Regions from separate parts of the Homo sapiens genome. Here region 1 is linked to region 2. Evidence: read pairs that join two places in POLR2A ChIA-PET (ENCODE). Cell type or tissue: HepG2. All regions are shown on one strand. Each heading gives the region's core, and the rest is flanking DNA. Links, peaks and the distances in the headings are about the cores only.

Region 1 (4,400 bases), core at 282-4,281, 170 kb before region 2:
GGTTGGAGTGCAGTGGCACAATCTCCACTCACTGCAACCTCTGCCTCCCAGGTTCACACCATTCTCCTGCCTCAGCCTCCTGAGTAGCTGGGACTACAGGCACCCACCACCATGCCCGGCTAATTTTTTTGTGTTTTTACTAGAGACAGGGTTTCACTGTGTTAGCCAGGATGGTCTCGATCTCCTGACCTTGTGATCTGCCCACCTCAGCCTCCCAAAGTGCTGGGATTACAGGCGTGAGCCACCACGCCTGGCCCATAATTTGGTTTATAAAGAAATAAATTGAATCAACAAATGGGGTAGCTACTAGAAATAATACCAATCAATCACAAAATAATGAACTTTTCAATTGTATGAACTCCTTTTTGATATAGTTAGGAGTTAAAAAAATTAAATGAAAGCAGGGAAGATATGTTATTTTCCAGGATTCTTACATTTCCTAAGATTTTGGAGGGGGAGGCAAATTATCTTCTTTTTTTCTGCTCCCTTAATTAAAATCTGTTGATGTCTAACATAAAGCCAGAAAAATTGGGATAGATACTCCCTTTACTTAGGTGAGATGTGAGACCCTTCCTAGCTTCCTGGTGCTGGAATAATTACAATGTTAAGTGGGAAAGAACAGAGAGGAGATTGGGCTGGGCTGAGTGGTGGTGAATGCCATGTGGGGAATGCTAGCTGAAGATAGTAACGGATCCAGGAAGATAGACTTAAAGCCTCTGATCATGGCCCTAGATAATAATAATAATAATAATAACAACAATAATAATAATAATAATAATAACTTACAGAGTGCTTACTATGTAGTGGACTACATTTCACATTTCGGTAACACTATCTGTCTTTCACTCTGACAAGTAAAATACATAGCAACGGGTCGAAAGATTTTTAGGATGAAAATGTATTCTGCTGCCTTGCACTTTCTACTGTTTCCAACAGCAGAATTTCACTGCCAGTTTTATTTTATTTTTTTACAAATAACTTATTCTATCTGGGAGCTTGTAAGATTTTTCTCTTTATCTTTGGGGGAAATAATAACAGGAATTCTTAAGGGAGCTTACTATGAGCCAGGAAATATTAAAAGATTTGACATATATTAATACATTTAATCATCACAGCAACACTTTCCTATTTCACAAGTGAGAAAACTGAGGAAAAGAAGTTGAGTAACCTGTTCAAGTTAAATAGTCTTCAGTGGAGATCAGGATAGCTGGTGAAAGGAAGAGACCACAGGGGATGAAACAAACAACATGTACAAGTGATTTTAAAGATATTGTGCTTCAGAGAATGCTGGAAATTTGAACAGAGAAATTGTGTCAAGGGTGATGGAGCTGCCTGAATACTAGTACCCTGATGTGTGTAGCAAAGGAGGGAATTAGTTGAAAGAAATTCTCTGGGCCCAAAGCAAAAAAACCATCCTGGGTTAGATCCTATCTCTTCTCTCCTAAAACTTACTTAGGAGGATGCAAAATCTTCCCCATGGCTTCTGTGGCGTTGCATGTAGACCTCTGTAAACACTTGTATGTTCTGTTTATTTTGTTTTGGTTGCCCAGCCCTTTGAATACTCTCCCTGTGTTTAGGGAATTCACAGCTCTTCCAGATCATGCCTTCCTGCACAAGCCATGGAGCCTTTCCAGCCTTTTTTTTTCTTTCTTTTTTTTTGAGACGGAGTTTTGCTCTTATGTCACCCAGGCTGGAGTGCAATGGCGCCATCTCAGCTCACTGCAACCTCCACCTCCCGGGTTCAAGCGATTCTCCACTTAGCCTCTGGAGTAGCTGGGATTATAGACGCTCGCCACCATGCCCAGTTAATTTTTGTATTTTTAGTAGAGATGGGGTTTTGCCATGTTGGCCAGGCTGGTCTCGAACTTCTGACCTCAGATGATCCACTAACCTAGGCCTCCCGAAATGCTGGGATTACAGGCATGAGACAACACACCCAGCCCCCAGCCCTACTTTTATCAGAGTGTAAACTACAGCAAATATGAATGGCTAAAGAGCTGGCGATGTTTAACTGGAGGTGAGGAGGCTTTACTGGAGGGGGTGGGTGAAGGACACCATTGATAGAGATCTCTCCAAATATTTGGAGAGCCGGCAAATGAAAGAAGGCTGTGACTTGAGAGTAGAAGTTGGGCAGAAAGAGTAGTTGGGGAAGAAAGAGAGAGAGAGAGATAGTCAAGCCAGTGGAGGGATAAATTTCAAGCACATTCTCTAAAACTATTGCTTTTGCAATAAAAAAAAATCAACTTTATTGAGGTATAGTTTACACACAATAAAAATGCACCTTTTTTTTTTTGAAACGGAGTTTCGCTCTTGTCACCCAGGCTGGAGTGCAATGGTGTGATCTTGGCTCACTGTAACCTCTGCCTTATGGGTTCAAGTGATTCTCCTGCCTCAGCGTCCCAAGTAGCTGGGATTACAAGCATGTGCCACCACGCCCGGCTAATTTTTTGTTTTGCTTTGTTTTGTTTTGTTTTGAGACAGTCTCTCTCTGTTGCCAGGCTGGAGTGCAGTGGCATGATCTCAGCTCACTGCAATCTCCGGCCCCTAGGTTCAAGCTATTCTCCTGCCTCAGCCTCCCGAGTAGCTGGGACTACATGCGCCACCACACCTGGCTAATTTTTGTATTTTAGCAGAGACGGTGTTTCACCATGTTGGCCAGGATGGTCTCGAACTCCTGACCTCAGGTGATCTACCCGCCTCGGCCTCCCAAAATGCTGGGATTACAGGCATGAGCCACTGCACCCAGCCAAAAATGCACCTATTTTAAGCATACATTTTCATGAATTTTGACAAATGAATACATCTATGTAACTGTTCCAAGATACAGCACGTTGCCATCACCCCGCAATGTTTCCTTTTGCTTCATTCCAGTAACCCACTCCTATCCCCAGTCCGAGGCAACCACTAACCTGATTTTGGTCTTTCTAGATTACTTTTGCCTTTTCTAAAATTTCTTGTAAATGTAATCATGCATTTTATGTCTGGCTCCTTTCACTCCGCATGTTTTAGAGATTTATCACTGTTATAGCATGTATCAATTATTCATTTCTATTCACTGTTCAGTTATACTCCATTGACTAGATATATCATTTTTTTTACCCACTCATTTGTTGATGGACAAAGCCTTTTTCCAAATTTTATCTTGCAGCTGCCATGGCCATTCATGTACAAATGTTTTTGAGGACATCAATTTTCATTTCTTTTGGGTAAATACTTATGAGTGAAATAGCTAGGTTACATAGTAAGTGCATATTTAACTTTTTTTTTTTTTTTTTTTAGGCAGAGTCTCCTACTGTTGCCCAGGCTGGAGCACAGTGGCGTGATCTTGGCTCACTGCAACCTCCACCTAGCGGGTTCAAGTGATTCTCCTGACTCAGCCTCCCAAGTAGCTGGGATTACAGGTGCCCGCCACCACGCCTGGCTCACTTTTTTGTATTTTTAGTAGAGACGGGGTTTCACTATGTTGGCCAGGCTGGTCTTGAACTCCTGACCCCAAGTGATCCGCCCACTTCAGCCTCCCAAAGTCCTGGGATTACAGGTGTGAGCCACTGCACCCAGCTGCATATTTAACTTTTTAAGAAACGGCAAAACTTTTTTCCAAAATGGGTGTGCTAGTTTACATTTTCACCGGCAATGTATGAGATTTCCAGTTGCTCCAAACCTTTGCTAACATTTAGTATTGTCTTTTTAAATTATAGCCCTTCTCATAGGTATATAGTGGTATATCATGGTTTTAACTTGCACTTGCCTAATGACTAATGATTTTGGATAGTCAACATTTTTTCTTAAACTTATTTGTTATTCATATAGCTTATTTGGTGAAGTGTCAGTTGAAATGTTATGCCTTTTCATGAGTGGTTTGTCTTCTTAATAAGTTGTGACGATTCTATTTTCTGCATAGAAGTTCTTTACCAGGGTGATGTTTTTCAACTATTTTCTCTAAAATCCATGGTTTGAATTTTATTTTCTTAATGATAATGATATCATTTTAAGATAAAAAGATTTTAATTTTGACAAAACAATTTATCAAACATTTTCTTTTATGGTTCATGCTTTTTGCATTCTATCTAAACACTGTCTTTGCCTAATTAAAGGTAACAAAGATTTTCTTGTACAAGTCTCATTACTTTAGCTCCTATACTTAGACCTAGATCTATTTGGAGCTAAATTTTAAATATGGTATAAAGTAAGGGTCAAGATTCATATTTTTGCAAATGGAAATCTAATTGTTCCATCATCATTTGTCAAAAGTACAATTATTTTATTATTGCATTATCTTGGATCAAATGATAGTTTATTTGTGAGCCTACCTTTGGACTCATTATTTTGTTCCATTGATTTCTATGTCTATCTTTATACTGGCACATCATCTTGATTAATGTAGCTTTATAGTAAATGTT
Region 2 (4,400 bases), core at 178-4,177:
CAAGGTTTATAGGGCCCCTGCTCCCTCTAGTCATCCCACGTGGCACTAACTGACTGCAAGTTGGGCCTGCAAGTTCTCCTAGGAGGTGGTGGTGTCAAGGTCGCTGTAGGCTGCTTTGCAGACTCCACCTTCTCCTCAACCCAGGGGATCCCAGGATCTTGGCTCAGGGAAAAAGGCGGTAGCTTCACCAAACACTTCAAGCCAGTTTTGCCACTGAAAACAAACAGAAAGCCCAAATTGACATTTTTATTCCAATGTTCCCCCCTCCACACCAAACACAAGAAATCATCAATCAATAAATCAGTCAAGCAAAATTAGACACTCAAAGAAGTGGAAGAACATCAGTGATGCGGAGAGAGGGAACCTGATATGAACATTCTCTACCTCTTTAAAATACATTCCTTCACATGTGAGCCTTAAAAATAACAGCTCTGTGGGGGCTATAGTCTTGGGATTTTTAAAGTAGGTTTCAAAGCTATGGAAGGAGTTCATTTTTGCCAAGTTAAAAGATAATGCAGCTCCAAACGAGAGATGAAATTAAAATGTTTTCTTTTCCTAGCAGCTTCAGATGACTAGCTTTATTTGTTTATGTATTAAAAAGGTAGCTCGTGTCCTAGAAAGAGTATGAGCTTTGGTGTCAGAAAGACCCAGATATTGAATATTCTATCTAATGCATACAAAAGGAATGAAAAAATTAGAAAAATTAACACTCGGTTAATATCAGTGCAATAAAGCAAAGATCATCAATAGATGTTAAAACCTTTGGATAAACGGAGAAAAAAATTACAATGCAAAAGAATATTTCTACCAAGTAGAAATATGGCAGCCACCTCAACCAAGTGATCAAACTTTACATCACCCAAAACAAGACAAACAGACATCATTGTCTCCTGATACAATACAATGCAAGCACACGCCATCTTCTGTGTAGTATTTTTGGCAAAAATATTTTAACCTGAATCTAATTATAAAGAAGCAATTAGATAAATCCAGATTATAGGGACATTTTGCAAAACACTGGCTTGGACTCTTCAAAATTATTCAAGTCATAAAAGACATTTAAAAAGCTGCAGGGACAATTGAGGAAGTTTAAGTATGGAGTTTATTTTAGATAATACTAGAGTATCAATGTTAAGTACCTTGGAAGGATGATTGGCATTATATTTATATAAGAGAATGTCCCATTGGTGAAACTGGGTGATGTTAGTGCTCTTTACAATTTTTTTCAGGATTTTTGTAGGTTTAATTTTGTTTTAATTTGTAATTTTAATTTTTTAGACACAGTGCCTTGCTCTGTCACCCAAGCTGGAGTGCAGTGGTACAATCATAGCTCACTATAACCTTGAACTCCTGGGCTCAAGCAATCCTCCTGCCTCATCCTCCTGAATAGCTGGGACAATAGGGCCATGCCACACCTGGTTAATGCTTTTTAATGTTTTTTTTTTCTGTAGAGATAGGATCTTGCTATGTTGCTCAGGCTAGCCTTGAACTCGTGGCCTCAAGTGATCCTCCAGCCTCAGCCCCCTAAAGTGCTGGGATTACAGGTGTGAGACATTTTTTGTAGGTTTGGAAATGTCAAGGTAAAAGCTGAGACAAGAAAAAACAAGATTTAGCTGTATTAACTGCATGAAATAAAAGGCGTGAGTTTTGCTCAGGCATATGGCCATGCTGGCTCAATAACCCTCATGATATTGATGAATCTGGGATGTGCAGGAAATGCAAGGCAAAAGCTGCTTTTCCCCTGTGCAGCACCAAGCAGAATCTGTCTTCCTAGAATCGGAATGATGGGACAGGTGTATTAGGTTAGACTGTGAAGGTGCGCCTCCCGTGCAAACACAATATAGGTATTTTTAAATATACTTTTGTGTCTTTCCAAATAGTCCAGTTTCTTAACTGGATTTAAAATCTTTCCAATGTTCATCCATAATGCACACTTCCCTTTGCTTTTTACTAGCTATTCAACTTCAACTTCGAGTGAACCCGCTCTTCTTGTAATGGCTTGGGGTTTAAAGAGAACAAAGTTCAATTTTTATCATCCCTAACTGGGAATTGTCAAATTTAATGTCATCCAATCTGCAAGATGTTTGGATCTAAATAGATTTGTACATCAGCCTGTGCTTACCTAACTCAGATTTTTATTTGCCTTTGGTATATCTGACCCGCAAATATGTTTTGAAATTATCTGGAATGTATCAGAATTTTCCCATGGTTTTTGAAGCAAAACACTTCATTGTGTCACCAGCAAACTTGCACAGCTAGCTGTCGTTTCACTCTCCCAAGCCTTGCAGCTGCAAGGAAAACCTCTTATTGGCTGACTTGTCCACGCCAGGCAGCCTCCCACAGGCTACTGTGGATATTGTCTGCCTTTTGGAGAGGCTACTCCTGTCTTGTTTTATCATGGAGATAGAGGAGTCACGGACAGAACTGTAATTGTGACCACAGCTGTGATTGATTGGTGCTTTGGCCACCAAGGAGAGGAAAAGAAACTAAGAAAACAGGAAGAGAGAAACAGTGGGGGTGTCTGGGGAAGAGAGGTGGAGAAAAGATGGAGAGGAAAGAAGAACAACAAGAGAGGAGTCAGAATGTAGAGGAAAACATTCCTGAAGCCAAAAACAGCTTCTTGCGTCACTCACAGATCCAAAGCTCGGGTCTGGACAGAGTTGATTCAGGGACAGAGGAACGATGGAAGCCTTGGGCCATTCATGTACATTTTACAAAAGCTGTTTGTAGGGAGGACAACAGGGAAATAAATAGAGGAAAAGGGCAAAGAAGTAGAATGAGAAAAGAGAAACTGAGTATTCTAAAACATTCTTAGATGATGCTTGTTTTAAAAATTGCTTTTAGGGATGAACTTTTAAGTCTTCTTAAACAAGGAATGTATATTCCCTTAGTTTCTTCTCTTGGCATTTTTGAAAAAGAAAAGAACCAAATTGATCCATGAGAAACTAAGCACAGTTTTTGACCCAGTTATACCCATGTAAGAGGCAAAAGGGAGAGAGGAATGATGAAGGTGCATTGCTAAAGCCCTCAACAGTTACTATTATTAGTCCCATTGTACAGATGGTGAAACTGAGGTTCTGAAATGTTAAATGAAGGTGACACAATTATTAAGTGTCAAATCCTGCTTTTGAACCTATAAATGCTTGATTCTAAATTTTGTAATTTTTACTTTTCTCCACTAGATCAGTATTTGGTGTACTATGTCTTTTTAAAAAATATACATGCATCTGTGAAATTTACCACGAAGTATACAAAAACCTATAAGGCTGTACTCAAACTGAGGACATAAGAAGAATGGGATGATGCTGTGTTTACTTACACCAAGGAGGCTTGATCAGAACTGCTGATTCTGCTCCTAGTTATACAGAAAAAAGAATGGAATAAAGAGATTCTTTACTTTCTCTTTTAAAAAAAATTAGACCAGAGGAGAGAGCTAAAAGCAAAGGCAAAGGTTTGTTTCTGTGCATTGATATAAAAGTCCCAGAATATCTATCTAGAGTGTTTCTGTGCATAGTTTTCTGTTTTCCAGTGCTGTATGAGTGGGCTGTTGCCATTGATGTGGAGATGGACTGGAATGGTTGTCATATGCAAGGTTCCCGAATAGGACAAGGAACAACCTGCTGCAATAGAAAGAAACTAGGGCTGTATGACCTGGAGTAAATTTAAGCCTCCCGTAATCTCGGTCCTTCTCAGCAAAATGTGGAGGTTGGACTGGATAATTTCCAAGACTCCTTCTGTCTCTACCATTCCGTGACTTAAAATAAATCCCAAAGGAGCAAAAATACCTATGTGACCAGATTGCCTGTCCCAAAGAGACTTTATCTGTTAGAGTCGACATGCCAACTTGTGTTCCCCTCTATCTGGTACAAGCTGTGGGCACATAATAAGCACTGCACACACTGTGATTTGGCCAGCTGAATTCTTGCTCAAGAGATTTCAGACAGTATTCCTCTAAGGAGGCCTCACTTTGGCCCCAGCAGAACACAAAAAGGCAATAACTGGGAGCCAGCATCTACCAGCTAAGTAATTAGCAGGCTGTGAGTAACAAATTGGTGACCATAGCCCAGCTCCTGTTGTCTGTGTCATAAAATAATTAAAACTGGCCAACAAACACAGCAGATGCCAAGATGGCCAAGGGACAATGGAACATAAAGTCGTATCACTCTTGTTTCCCATCTTCTTGGAAAGGGATGAAAAACTGGGGGAAAAACTGGTAACACTTGTAGGTATGGAGTTTATGGTACACATGGAATGGAGAAATGAGAATTCAACAAGGATCTGGTGTAGCAGAGACCTAAAAGGCAAATCCCCATCTACTGGCCAACACTAGACAGAGGATATCTCTGTAAACCAGTTTCTGATTGATCATGAAACAAAGTTCTTTCTCTGTCTTTTCTTTT

The links. Peaks named below come from ENCODE experiments on the same cell type or tissue, not always from the same donor. Only the 100,000 strongest peaks of a DNase experiment are listed, where the experiment ranks them.
Region 1: POLR2A ChIA-PET joins it to region 2 with 5 read pairs; 5 of 35 experiments call an interaction of 5 or more read pairs at or near these places.

What each region holds. Positions count from the first base shown.
Region 1 is chr3:172,004,122-172,008,521 of GRCh38, reverse strand. No RefSeq gene overlaps it. Among named protein-coding and RNA genes, the nearest start is that of FNDC3B, 33 kb to the left of the region's middle. In HepG2, for the core only: no CTCF peak of the experiment used is centred there; a DNase peak (open chromatin) is centred at 2,011.
Region 2 is chr3:171,836,529-171,840,928 of GRCh38, reverse strand. No RefSeq gene overlaps it. Among named protein-coding and RNA genes, the nearest start is that of TMEM212, 4.6 kb to the left of the region's middle. In HepG2, for the core only: no CTCF peak of the experiment used is centred there; DNase peaks (open chromatin) are centred at 1,418, 2,318 and 2,478.